Regions from separate parts of the Homo sapiens genome. Here regions 2 and 3 are each linked to region 1. A link is a contact called in ENCODE Hi-C or POLR2A ChIA-PET data. All regions are on one chromosome and are shown on one strand. The core of a region is the stretch at or near the end of the contact, and the rest is flanking DNA. Distances in the headings are between cores, read along the strand shown. Region 1 overlaps ARMC9 (armadillo repeat containing 9). Region 2 holds the start of NMUR1 (neuromedin U receptor 1). Region 3 holds the start of PTMA (prothymosin alpha).

Region 1 (3,760 bases), core at 255-2,754:
AAACCTGGCTGATTTTTGCATTTTTAGCAGAGACAGGGTTTTGCCATGTTGGCCAGGCTGGTCTCAAACTCCTGATCTCAGGTAATCCACCCGCCTCAGCCTCCCAAATTGCTGGGATTACAGGCGTGAGCCACCACACTGGCCTGAAAGGTACACTTTAAATAGGTGAATTATACAGTACGTGAATAAAGCTATTACCAAAATACTAAGGAAAAGTTTAAGACAAATTAAGGGAAAAGAAACATGTTAAGTAACTGTCTTCAGTCATGCAGCCAGACGTGTGGGAACTGAGATTTGAACCCAGGCAGTCTGGCTCCAGAGTCTGTGGTCTTAGCAATACTGTGCTATGCTGTTTTCACCTCAATATCAATTTCCTTAGGATAAAGCTTTGAATTGAAGTTAGAGTTGAATTATGTATAAAATCAGATTTGCATTTTTAGTTGGCTTGGTAGCAGTGGGGAAGGCCTTTGGAAGGGGATAGGAAGGGGATAGGAGGCTGTTGAAATAGTGCAAGACTTGAATTCAGACAGTGATAATTGAAATGGGGAGAAGAGGACTTGCCTTCTTCTGAAATGGGAGTGGGTCAGGCCAGTATGGAGAAGTTGCTTAGCTATTTACAGCAACAGTTGGAGCTGGCCCTCCCGGCTCCGAGAATTCTGTTTCATCATGCTGAGGTGCTTTCTCACATTGGCCACAGGATGTCCGATACCCCAAGTACCGTTCCCTGAATGCCTGTTTTCCTGAACTTCTTTTTCATCCCAGAAGGAGAATGGACAAAGTAACAAAGGTAAATCATCTAGATTTAAATTTGTCTAAGAACAACTTTGCCAGTTCAGGTTTGAAGTAGTAAGATCGGTGCAAAGATGGAGAGAATTCATGATTTTGGCTTTAAGAGTCTAAATATTTATGAAAGGCTTTGCAGTCATAGTGACCTGCAGTTCCTTGAGGCCCATTTTCGGGAGGGCTGGTATTGTTAGCTTCGTCTTGCATGTCAGGTAGCTAAGCCTTGGAGAAATGAAGAGAATCCAATAACATCCCAAAGGGAGGTAACTGCAGCAGCAGCACATTTTCCCTAGAAGGTGTAGGGCAGCATGGGTAAGGATAGAGTTCTTTTAATTTAATTTATTTTAATTATTTTAATATTTAACTTTTACCTTGAACTAGTCAACTGGGGTCTTCGAAGACATATGGAGTACCCATTCTTATCAAGCATTTTCCATTCCCAAGTAGGAATTCCAGTCTTCAGTTTGTAGCATGAAGTGTTATTTTTCCATGGTCAATTGTTTTTACCAGAACTGTTCACTTTTGAGTAAGGTGAGAAAAAGTGTAGTTAATATGAAGTTGGTGGCCCCAGTTGGGGCGCTGTACCTCAGTTTTGCCTTTGATACTACGTTTTGACAGCTGCTTAAATGATGATGCTGGAAAGGGCCTGTGATGCATGTCATCCCTCTGGTGAGTATTGATGGCATAACCCTCAGTTCCCAGTAGGTGGAGTGTGACTACAGGAGATCTTGTTCCATGCGCCAGCACATTTGCCCTTTCAAAGCAGAGTCATGCCAGAGAGGATTTCAGAACTCCCTGCCATTGCTTTTTCCTGTTTCTTTTTAGGGAGTGAAACTCTTTTAAAGAAAGGAAGCATTAATTAGTAAATTATTTAGCTGTTTGCTCACCAGGGAGTTGGCAGATAAGCAATGGGGTTTGTCAACCTCAGGGAGAGCTTGGGTTTGGGTTTGTCACTCAAGATGGCTTTGGCAGCGTCAGCCTTTGAGAAGGCTTCGGATGCTTGGTTTTGCTCTTGGTAGCCTCAAGCATCCCCAGCTCAGCTGTTCTAAGTGTGTGACTGGTTCTGCCAGCCATGCTGACCCTTCTGTCGCTCAGAGGGGACAGGCCCTGCTGGCCCTTCATGGAGGAGCAGGGCTACAGATACGGCCCCATGGGATCAACCTGGACTGCTCCAAGGGTCGCAGGAGCACCCTGAGTCTTGGAGCTCCCCAAGGTTGCCCTACCCCCAGTACAGTATGTGGAGGAAGACTCCCAGCCTGCATCCTCAGCTCTGCAGGCCCGCTCTCTCAGTGCTAGCCTAGGCCCAGGCCTGGCCACGGTGCGTCCCGGGCCAGTTTGCTCACATCCAACACAGCTGGCATCTTCAACTGGACTGGGACTTTGGATCTTGCCCTGCAGCTCCTGGAAATACACCTCAGCCCACTGTTCCATTGCTGCCTGACAGACCATCCCGACTTGGTGGCACAAAACAATGACATTCACTTATAATGGTGATGATGAGCCTGCATGGTCTGGGAGCTGTGGGCTCAGTTAAGCTGTTCTCCCTCAGCGTGTCTCTCAGGTGCAGTCAGGCGGAGCGGCCTGGGGCCAACTCCAAGGCACTCACACGCAGAGTGGTGGTCGGTGCTGGCTGTCACGTGGGGTCTCAGCAGAGGCCCTTGACGAGAACACCTGCGTGGCCTTGTGGTCTGGGCTTCCTCCAGGCATGTTGCCTGGTTTCCAAGGGTGAATGTCCCCAGAGAGAGCCAGGAGGAAGCTGTATCACTTTTTCTAACCTAGCCTCTGAAGTCAGTCAGTCATTTCTGCTGCATTCTGTTTCTTGCAAGTGAATTCCTAAGGCCCCCTCACCTTCAGAGAAAGGAAATTACATTCCTCTTCTTGATGGGAAGGAGGGTGTGTCAAAGACTACAGGCATTTTAAAACCACCACCATACCCTGCATCTCTGGACCCTAGAGAACTGCCTTAGTTGTTAGTTGAATCTGCCAGGTCGCTGTTCTGAACTAGCCTTTGGACCCCCAGGCAATGGGGGCAGGAAGGTGGTGAGAAACTTCTCTCTCTGGTTCCTGAGTTTCTGCAGCTCATGTCCCCCTAGCATACACTGCATTTTTGAGCATAGCTTTCTTCTGGGAGCATTATGTAAATCTGATAAGTGGCCCAGTTTTGCAGATCAAATAAACATGGGAAGGGGAATGCAAATAAAAGAATTGTCTTTCTCTACAGGTTTTTAATGTTGGAATTTCAGTAAGGAGACCAGTTTTTAAGCCTTCTTTAGGGTCAATTTTAACTGAGTTTTCTGGAAGCCAAGCAGAATGGCTGTGGATTTGAGTCTGGCAAGCAAAGTGCATCTGTGGCGGAGTGAACTCTGTAATGTGGTGTTGCTATGGAGATTGGAGATTCGCATTTTGGGCCCAGGCATGACAGTCATTTGTCACCCCCTTGTCCCCTCATCCTGCAGCTAAGGCTGTAATAACCAAAGGCACAGACATGCCCCCAGTTTAATTTAATTCTAGACTCAGGCATTGTTTTAAGTGAAGTGGTTGCATGATATCATTGTTCTGTGTATCTTGATAGGAAGTTTTCACGGTTAAGTGAGATTACCAGAAGCTTTTAAAGAAGACAGGAAAGGCACTTGCAGCAGAAACTTCTCTCAGAAGGAATTACGTTTGAAATGCTGTGTGGAATAAAAACAGGTTGACAATGTAGTAACATCGGATTATTATTTTCACCTAGTCACTTAAAAAGGATATAGAAATAGTATCTTTTGGCATTTCTAGCATGAATTGATTCAACCCTTTCAGAATGAGCAGTTGATCATTTTTCTGGAGTTTGGAGCCCTAAACAGTATTTTAAAAAGTAATGACTCATATTCATAAGTTACATTATAACTTTCTTCATCCAGTATCTGTGGATTAGCAAAGTAGCAAGGAGGTAATTTTTATCTGAATACAAACAGGAAAGAGTATATCATTATAAAGA
Region 2 (4,113 bases), core at 532-3,031, 300 kb after region 1:
ATAGAGCTCCAGGGGCAGGCCCACCAGCAGCACCAGCAGGTCCGACACGGCCAGGCTGAAGAGGTAGTAGTTGGTAGGCGTGCGCATGGCCTTGTGGCGCAGGATGACCAGACAGGTCAGCCCATTGCCCACAGCGCCCACCACGAAGATCAGCAGGTATGTGGCACAGATGGGCATGAACAGCTCTGTCTGCTGGGGCCCCAGGTACTTGAGTCTCAGTGCCTCGTCAGTCAGGTTCAAGTCCTCAGGGTCAAAGTGCCCCCTGGCCGCACTGCCATTGCAAGCCATGGGGTTCCTTGCACCCCCTGGGTACAGGTCTCCAGGGAGGACAGAGCAATTGAGGCAGAGAGGAGTCTGTGGAACAGAGGGGAGAGATGCCCAGAAAGATCATTCAGGGAATGCTGGCTCTGTCCTCACTCATCAAGCCAAAGGTGACATTAGCGCTATGATGACCATTATTTTAGGCACCACTGAGAAAGAAAAAACTCTTCCATCCACAAGTCAGAGATGTAAAAATAAGCTTGGTGCAGTGGCTCACACCTGTAATCCCAACACTTTGGTCGAGGCAGGCGGATCACTTGAGATCAGGAGTTCAAGACCAGCCTGGCCAATATGGTGAAACCCCGTCTCTACTAACAATACAAAAAGTAGCCGGGCGTGGTAGCACACGCCTGTAATTCCAGCTACTTGGGAGGCTGAGGCGGGAGAATTGTTTGAACCCAGGAGACAGAGGTTGCAGTGAGCGGAGATTGTGCCACCGGACTCCAGCCTGGGCAACAGAGAAAGACCTTGTCTCAAAAAAACAAAAAGCAAACAACGAAAAAGTAAAAATCTACATTTAAAAAAAAAAAAACACGTGGGGTTTTGATTTTAAATTTCATGATCTATTGGAACCTTTGAGTAAATGACAGATCTTGGGTGTCTCCTCTTTCAAGCAATGATGCTAGATGAGGCACTCGTTTGGGCATCTGTAAAATGGGCACAATGCCTGGTATTGCAGGGTCTTCAAGAGCAAGCGCTCAGGAAGCAACTGCCTGGATTCGAATCCAGCCTCCCCAGTTCCAGGCTGTGTGACCTTTAGCGAGGTAACCTCTCTGAGGCTGTTTCCCTATTAGGAGGATCCAGGGAGTTTAATCCATTAAAGACATTAACACAGGGCCTGCCTGGCATACGGAAGGGCACGGGGATCACCCCCTTGCTCTGGGGACCCAGTCACTATGAGAGTCAAGTGAGGGAGTGTCAAGGCTACACACTACAAATGCTTCATCCACAAGTTGATTCTTTTTTCTGTTTTCTGTCACCTGAACTGTTCAGTCTCCATATTTGACGCCCTTGGCACTGCCAGTTCTGGGGTTCCCTCTCCTCTATTGAGCCCCACACCCTTCCTCCCGCCCGCCCTCACCCCCGCTGCACAGCAGCGCGGGAGCCTCGGGAACCAGTTGGGAACGCGCAGGCGCCAGCCCGGGTTCAAGGGAGGCGCCCTGGTCCTCGAGGAAGGGTCGCAAGCCCGCAGCCCCCCGGCGCCCCTGGCCGGAAGACACAAATGACCCGAGAAGTTGCGAGGCTCCCCGGTGGCGGGGACGGGGGGCACCCCGACGGAGCCCTCGGACCCTTCCCGCCCTAGGACGACCCTGCCCGCACCGAGCCCCGGCCCAGCTGCCGCGCCCTAGCCCACGCCGGCGCCTGCGCACCTACCATGCGGCCCGCGGCCCGCGAGACCCCGGCTTCCACCCTCCGAGCGACGGACACAGACGCGGCGCGGGAGCCAGTGGACTGACTGACAGCGGCCCCAGCCCGCGCCCCGACGCCCCGCCTGTCCGGCCGGGAACGCCGCCAGGGGGCAGTGCAGTCCCCGCAGCCCGGGCGGCGCCCCCTCCCGCACTGGCGGAGGACGCGGCCGTTGGAGGCGACACCTCCACAAGCAGCGTGGAGGCGACACCTCCACAAGCAGCGTTATCTGACGGAACCCTCACAACAACCCGTTTTACAGATGAGAAAACTGAGCCTCAGAGAGCCGCAGAGGAGGAGCCCGAGAGACCTGGGGCTCACATGTGATTCCCGCCCTCCAGCGTGCTGAGTTTAGCTTAACGCCGTCACGGTGTCCCTGCGGCCTCCAGCTCCTCCTGCCCCCCATTCAGACCCACCTCCAAGGACAGGGACGGCCCACCAGCCCCTTGAAGTCGACATGCCCCGGTGCGGTTCATCCTCCCAGGCTCCAGGCCTCTTCTTCTGTCCCAAGGCCCATGATTGCAGCCTCCGCAGCCCCTCTCACCCGCTGCTCCCTTCGGGGCCTCCAGTCCCTGAGTCCAGGCGCTCGGCCCTGCAGGACTGGGCAAGAGCCCCCTATTCTCCCTCCAGTCCATCCTCCCACAGCCACCAACGACCATCACCCCCTCGAAACCCTTCCTTGGGGCCCCCCCACTGCCTTCTGAAAAAGAGCACACCAAAGTCTAGCCTGGGGGTGGACCTCCCCACTCCTCACCTGCCTCCCTGGGCCACCCTCTCCTCACCATTGTCCTCAGCCCCAAATACTGTCCCCCTTATCCGTTCAAATGTTCTTCTGCCCCCATCACTGTACCAAGGGTGGGGGTATAGACAAGGATGGAGGGAATTTAGGGAAGGGTTAAGAATGCCCAGCCACAGCCTCCTGCTCCCCCACACTGCCCACATGCAAATCCCAGTGCCTCACCTGCTCCCACTCCCTAGTCCTGCAATCAGCTCCTTAGCTGGAAGCTGTTTCATCAGAAACTTCTAGGGACCCTAGAAATGACGGATCACACAGAGTAAAATGCTGGTTCCGGGGCCTTTGCCCAGAGTTTTGTCTCCTTAGCCTGGGCAAGGCCCAGAAATCCTCATGTTTGACAAACGCCCTCTGGAGAGCCCCATGCCCCAGAATCACACTGAGGAGCACCAGGAGAGGTTACAAAGCCACAGGACCCCGAGAGGCCACCGTGAGCTCAGAAGCTCTGTGTGCCTCAGTTCCCCTTCCTGTAGAATGGGCTAACCACCATCGCCACTATTGTGAAGGTGACATGAGACACTGAGCGTCAAGATTCAGCACAGGGGCTGGCACATGGCCAACACTCAAGAAATGTGGGGTGGGATTGTCACCATTTAGTGGCAACTGGAGGCTCCTCCTTCCCCCCGCTTTCCTGCACCCTCCTCCTCCCCACTGCCCCCCAATTCCATAAGTCACTGTCTGGGCTTGGGGATGGGAGTTAGGCCCTCAAGGAGCCTGCACCAGGCCGGCCTTCCCAGGAACTCCACATGTAAACAGAGTCCCAGGCAGGGGACGGTTGTGGGAAGTGCAGGGGCACGTGGTCCTCAGGGCCTTGGGAGAAAGGATTCTGTGGTGCCCTGGGAATTAACTACTCAGCCCCTGATGAGCTAGTCCAGGAGAAATCCTCAGTAACAGGGCTGCCAGCACAACAGACGGGCAAGGAGGGATGACATCACTCAGCATCAGAGACCACTGTGGCATCACAGGCTGCTCTTAGCAAGTGAGGAGCATTTGGACCCCAGCCCTTCACTGGAACACACACACACACGCACATGCATGTACACACACATACACACACATGCATGCACACATCACTCTGCACATACCACACCACACACACGCGCACACACATACCACTCTGCACAGACTCTGAGCAGTCCGAAAGTCCCCGTGGACCCTTTGGTTCACACAGCCCTGGAGGGGATGGGGAAGGACCCACCTAGCCTTGCAGAGGCAGAATGACTCTTGCCAGTCAGGAATTCCTACAGCGGGTTGCATCATTCACATAACATTAGCAGCCATCAAAGGCTAAAGAGCAGCCCCCAAAAAGGAGAGGCTCAGTGGCCACAATGGCTGTGGCCCTCACTTCCGCACTGTGCAGAGGGCCCTAGGGGCCCTGGCCTCCGGGCCTGAGCTCAAGGCCACCACGGTAGTGTCCCATCAGAAACGTATGACATCCTGCTGCTCCTGCTCCGTCCTGAGGTGGCACCCCCCAGTTTTCTGGGTGTACACATCCATCTAAGCTTGGCTGGTGGGCGTCTGCCCAGATGAGGGGGCCAAGGACCCAACTCTGCACAACAGCAAATGCATTCAGGGAGGGCCACTGGGACCTC
Region 3 (4,187 bases), core at 1,656-4,155, 480 kb after region 1:
CACCCACTTCTAGCAAAGGCACCTGCATGGGAATAACGTCAGAAAACAGTTCTTTTTTTGTTTTTTTTTTTGAGATGGAGTCTCACTCTGTTGCCCAGGCTGGAGTGCAATGGCGTGATCTCAGCTCCTGCAACCTCTGCCTCCCGGATTCAAGCGATTCTCCTGTCTCAGCCTCCCGAGTAGCTGGGATTACAGGCGCACGCCACCAGGCCCGGCTAATTTTTGTATTTTTAGTAGAGACGGGGGTTTCACTATGTTGGTCAGGCTGGTCTCGAACTCCTGACCTCGTGATCCACTCACCTCGGCATCCACCCACCTCAGCCTCCCAAAGTGCTGGAATTACAAGCGTGAGCCACCGCGCCCGGCCAGGCAAAGCAGTTCTTAGAGGGAAATTCACATTCATCAGTTCCTTCTGGGTGTTTGACCTTCCCGCTCCCACAACAGCCTGAATCCAGAACTGTCAAGTCTGGTTTTCAGCTATGGACACAGTCCACTGCCCGAAGGCCACCATCCAGACGACGGGGAAGCCTTGATGGCCTTTCCGGAGCCACTGCCCGAAGGCCACCACCCAGACGAGGGGGAAGCCTCGATGCTTAGAGATGGTACAAGCCAGGCTCTCATTGCATCTGGGTTTCGTGGAAAAAACAATCCTCTCGAGGGTAACTGGAACTTAATGGATGCGCCGCAGGTGGAAGGCGCTCTGTCCCCCTGTTTACGATGACGCATAATCCCTCCAACTCTCTGAGAATGTGACACAAAGGAGGGGGTCACGGTGGCTGAGGTCAAGGAGCCCTTCCTCTGTGAAGGGCGGCCCCAGGTCTGCGCGGCGGTGAAGACAGACTGGCAGTGGGAGGGAGGGAACCCGACAAAGAGTTGAGACGCGTAGTCCTCGGGAACAGCACTGTGGAAGTCCCCCGGATTGAGGCGCGCCCGTCCAGTGGAGAATGCCACCTCCAGCCACTGGGGCGCCTGGGGGCAGGGCGGAGACACAGCGGGCGTCCCTTCGCCGCTGCATAGGAGGGCGACCGCTGGGCAGCGGGTGTTGGCGCGGTATCCCCGCCCTGCCCAGCATCTGCCCCACGTTTCTTCAGGCTAAACTACCGGGATCCCGGGCTTCTTCCTAAAGTAAAACTCGCTCCGGAAAGGCCAACAGTCCAGCGGCCAGACGGGCACCTGGGAACGCGGGCCTAACGCGTACTGGAGACGGAGTGGCGCCCGGCACTGCGCGCCTCCTCCCCGCCGGGAGACTGCGTGCTAAGCTCAGCAAAGCCCCGCTGTGGAGACGGAGCCATGTCGCCCATTACCTAATGAAACTGAGAAGGGAGACTCAGTCTCTCTTCTAGCCCCGAGCGCAAGCTCTGCTGGACTTGGCATCGTCCGCCCTCCACGATCCCACACTCCGGGTTTTCCCCATTCCCAGCTCGGCTGCAACCGAGAGACAGACGGAAGAAACTGCCAATGGAAGGACGCAAAGCGTCAACTTTGTGTTCGCCCGCCACTCTCGGCCAATGTGCGCTCGTGTCTCCGGAGTCCCGCCTTCCGTGTCGGGCGCCCCCTTTTGGCAGCACAGGGACGAACCCTACGTCTCGCCATCTTGTGTGTGGCACAGGTAAATTTCTGGACTATCTTTCCACCTATTCTGGTCCTTTTTCCCACACAACCGATTTCTTAGTTCGACAGCTAAGTGCGGTGGCGATAAGGCCAGCGTAGCCTGTTGTTCTCGGATCGCCCACGTGAGCTAGATCGCTACGTCACGCCACGCTTGCCGAGCCCGGCGCCATCTTGAGTGTGGCGTTTTGATGCTCCCCTTTCTCGGGGCTCCGCATGGTTCTCTAAATGGTCCCCCAAATTTCAGGTAGTCCCCAAAGATTAGCCCAACTGGCTCCAGAGACGATGATTTTTCCCGAGGAACTCTGTAATGTTCATGTGCCCATCGCAGTCCAGCAGTGGGGTGGGAGAAGGGTAGACTCGATGGCCCGGCAGGCCCCTGGAGGAGGCTGCCCTGAGGCTGTCGCGACGGCAGTGACCGCTCGGGACAGACCCTAACTAGAAACCTAGAATGAGGGGACCGCTATGCCGTGCGGGGCCCGCGGGCTGTCCCACTCGAGGGCTGGAGCCGGCATCGCGCATCGAGTCCGCTTGATACATGAATCCGTGTGTGCTTGGGACGGTGCCCGCTTGTCGACTGACTTGGCCGACGGACGCCGGACCTGATGGTGGGCAATCGAGGTCGCCTGCCCACAGGACTAGGGGTGCCCTGCCCTGGGAGGGCGCGAGGGCATGGCAGAGGGACGGGGCGGCCCAGGTGCCCGGGTCTCGGCCTCGTGACCTCGTTGCTCGTCGTGGGGCTGCCGTCCACTTGCACTGGGACAATCCTTGGTCCAAGGCGCCCAGGCGCGGGGGGCGGGCACCTCCGCGGGCACTGCGCTGGGCACCGCCCGGGGCGAGCGCGGCCCAGCACCCCGCCTTCCCCTCCCCCGCGCTGGCAGCCGTCGTGTGCCCGCCGCCCCCTCTTCCCTCCCCCTCCTTCCGAGCAGCCGCGGGGAGGGCGGGAGAGGGAGGGAAGGGGGTTGGGCGGGCAGCTTTGCCGCGCTTTGGCTTTCTGCGTCAGCAGCCCCAGCAAAACAGCTGCGGGAGCGCGCGTCCGGAACGCGCTCGCGCACCCCTCCCCCGCGCCCTCGGCCCTGCTGAGACCCGGCAAACTCCGGCCTTGAATGACAGTGCGATCGGCGACTGCGCAGCGCGGGACGCGCCGGGGCACTGCCGCTTTAAGCACGCTTGTCCATTGTTCGGAATCGAGCCAATGAGCGAGCGCCCGCTCCCTGCGCTCAGCCAATAGCGGCCGGGCATGGGAAGCCGAGCGCCGCCCACTAATCTATATTAAAGCTTCTGGCGCCGCGTGAGTCCCCCACTGGCTGCTCTGAAAAGCCATCTTTGCATTGTTCCTCATCCGCCTCCTTGCTCGCCGCAGCCGCCTCCGCCGCGCGCCTCCTCCGCCGCCGCGGACTCCGGCAGCTTTATCGCCAGAGTCCCTGAACTCTCGCTTTCTTTTTAATCCCCTGCATCGGATCACCGGCGTGCCCCACCATGTCAGACGCAGCCGTAGACACCAGCTCCGAAATCACCACCAAGGTGAGGCTGGACGCCGCCCGCCCCCTCGGGGTCCGCGCGCCGCCGCTCGGGCGGTGTTTGGCGCGCAGCAGCTGGACTGTCTCAAGCCCGCTGTTGCTCCCTCTCGCGGGGAAACGGCCCGCCCCCGGCGCGGTGCCCTCAGGCAGCCCACTCTTTGTGTGGTGCGGGGGAGGGGGCGGGAACCGCCGCGGGCAGACGTGATGCCCGTCGGGGAGTGGGCCGGGCGCCCTCGGGGGCCGAGGGCTAGGCGCGGAGGCCGGCTCACGGCCCTCGAAACTCGTCTGTGGCCGGTATGAGTGGCGGCGGGAGGAGAAGAGCCTGGCTGGGGGTCGTCGGCCCGCCGGGCGCACGGAAATAACTTTGAAACTCAAGCGCGTTGGGAATCGGAAGTGCTGGGGGGCGCGTGTTGGGGCGCGGGCCGGCCGCGGGAAGTGGCGGCGAGCGCCCGCCGGCCGCGCTGCTCTTTGTTCGGCGCCAGGCCGGCGGTTTCGCGCCCTGCAGCGGACCTGAGGTGGTTTGTCTAGACTAAGTCCCGATAAGGCGGATGGGGCGACGGGCTGGCTGGCCGCGACGTCGGCCGTCCCGGCGGAGGTGTGACGGGCTTATCCGCTTTGGGCGCTCTGGGAGGCGGGGGTGGGCGCCCTTCGAGGTGAGTGCGCCGGGAGCGGCCGCCCAGCTTCAGTCATGCACCCGCGGTGCCGGGCTTGGCTGAGGAGGCGAGAGCCCACGCGCCGCAGGGAGGAAAGAGAAAGTGAAGCGCGGCGCTGGGGCGACGATGGGCGCCCCCCGCGGCTGCCCGGGAGCACCGTGTGCGCCGCAGCTCGGGGCGACGCGGGCCAACACGGCGGCCGCGACAGGCCAATGGTAGGGTCGAACTGGGGGGGCGCCCGGGCCCCGTGGCGGGTTCACTGCCCTCGGCTATGAGGTCCTGCGCGGCTGGTGCGGCTCCGCTCCTGTTGTCGGCGCCGCCTCGGTCCCACTGCCCGCCCTGGGTAGCGTCTCCGCCCTTGGCGGGAGCGGGGCGCTCTCAGACTGACTGGCTCTTTCTTAATATT

What was found. Hi-C counts contacts between places; a loop is a spot of excess contacts on that map. ChIA-PET counts read pairs that join two places held with the same protein, here RNA polymerase II (POLR2A). Pooled maps may share reads with other maps.
Region 2: a pooled map shows a loop between it and region 1 (5-fold over the local background). The contact joins the promoter of NMUR1 here to the enhancer-like site in region 1. A Hi-C loop is called at or near these places in 4 of 37 single-sample maps with no recorded cell type and 4 of 50 pooled maps. POLR2A ChIA-PET finds 5 or more read pairs at or near these places in 1 of 52 experiments (WTC11).
Region 3: a pooled map shows a loop between it and region 1 (12-fold over the local background). The contact joins the promoter of PTMA here to the enhancer-like site in region 1. A Hi-C loop is called at or near these places in 1 of 168 maps with a recorded cell type or tissue (transverse colon) and 10 of 50 pooled maps. POLR2A ChIA-PET finds 5 or more read pairs at or near these places in 1 of 52 experiments (H1).

What each region holds. Positions count from the first base shown.
Region 1 is chr2:231,226,012-231,229,771 of GRCh38, forward strand. ARMC9 (armadillo repeat containing 9) reads left to right here. Exons shown (of 25, transcript NM_001352754.2): 7 at 763-787. Among named protein-coding and RNA genes, the nearest start is that of ARMC9, 29 kb to the left of the region's middle. RefSeq lists an enhancer at 2,373-2,442. Within about 2 kb of position 1,505, at least 7 of the 41 ENCODE cell types and tissues checked have a DNase peak (open chromatin) inside an H3K27ac peak, as active enhancers do; they include transverse colon, where a contact is called at or near this core.
Region 2 is chr2:231,528,664-231,532,776 of GRCh38, forward strand. It overlaps NMUR1 (neuromedin U receptor 1), which reads right to left and starts at 1,782. Exons shown (of 3, transcript NM_006056.5): 1 at 1,696-1,782; 2 at 1-354. The coding sequence starts at 1,698. LOC105376787 (a long non-coding RNA gene) reads left to right here and starts at 3,507. Exons shown (of 4, transcript XR_001739928.2): 1 at 3,507-4,113. RefSeq lists enhancers at 1-244, 2,734-3,468 and a silencer at 1,610-2,039.
Region 3 is chr2:231,705,620-231,709,806 of GRCh38, forward strand. It overlaps PTMA (prothymosin alpha), which reads left to right and starts at 2,906. Exons shown (of 5, transcript NM_002823.5): 1 at 2,906-3,132. The coding sequence starts at 3,088. RefSeq lists enhancers at 1,038-1,676, 2,316-2,953, 2,954-3,592, 2,955-3,014, 3,593-4,187 and silencers at 2,315-2,714, 3,235-3,414, 3,845-4,154.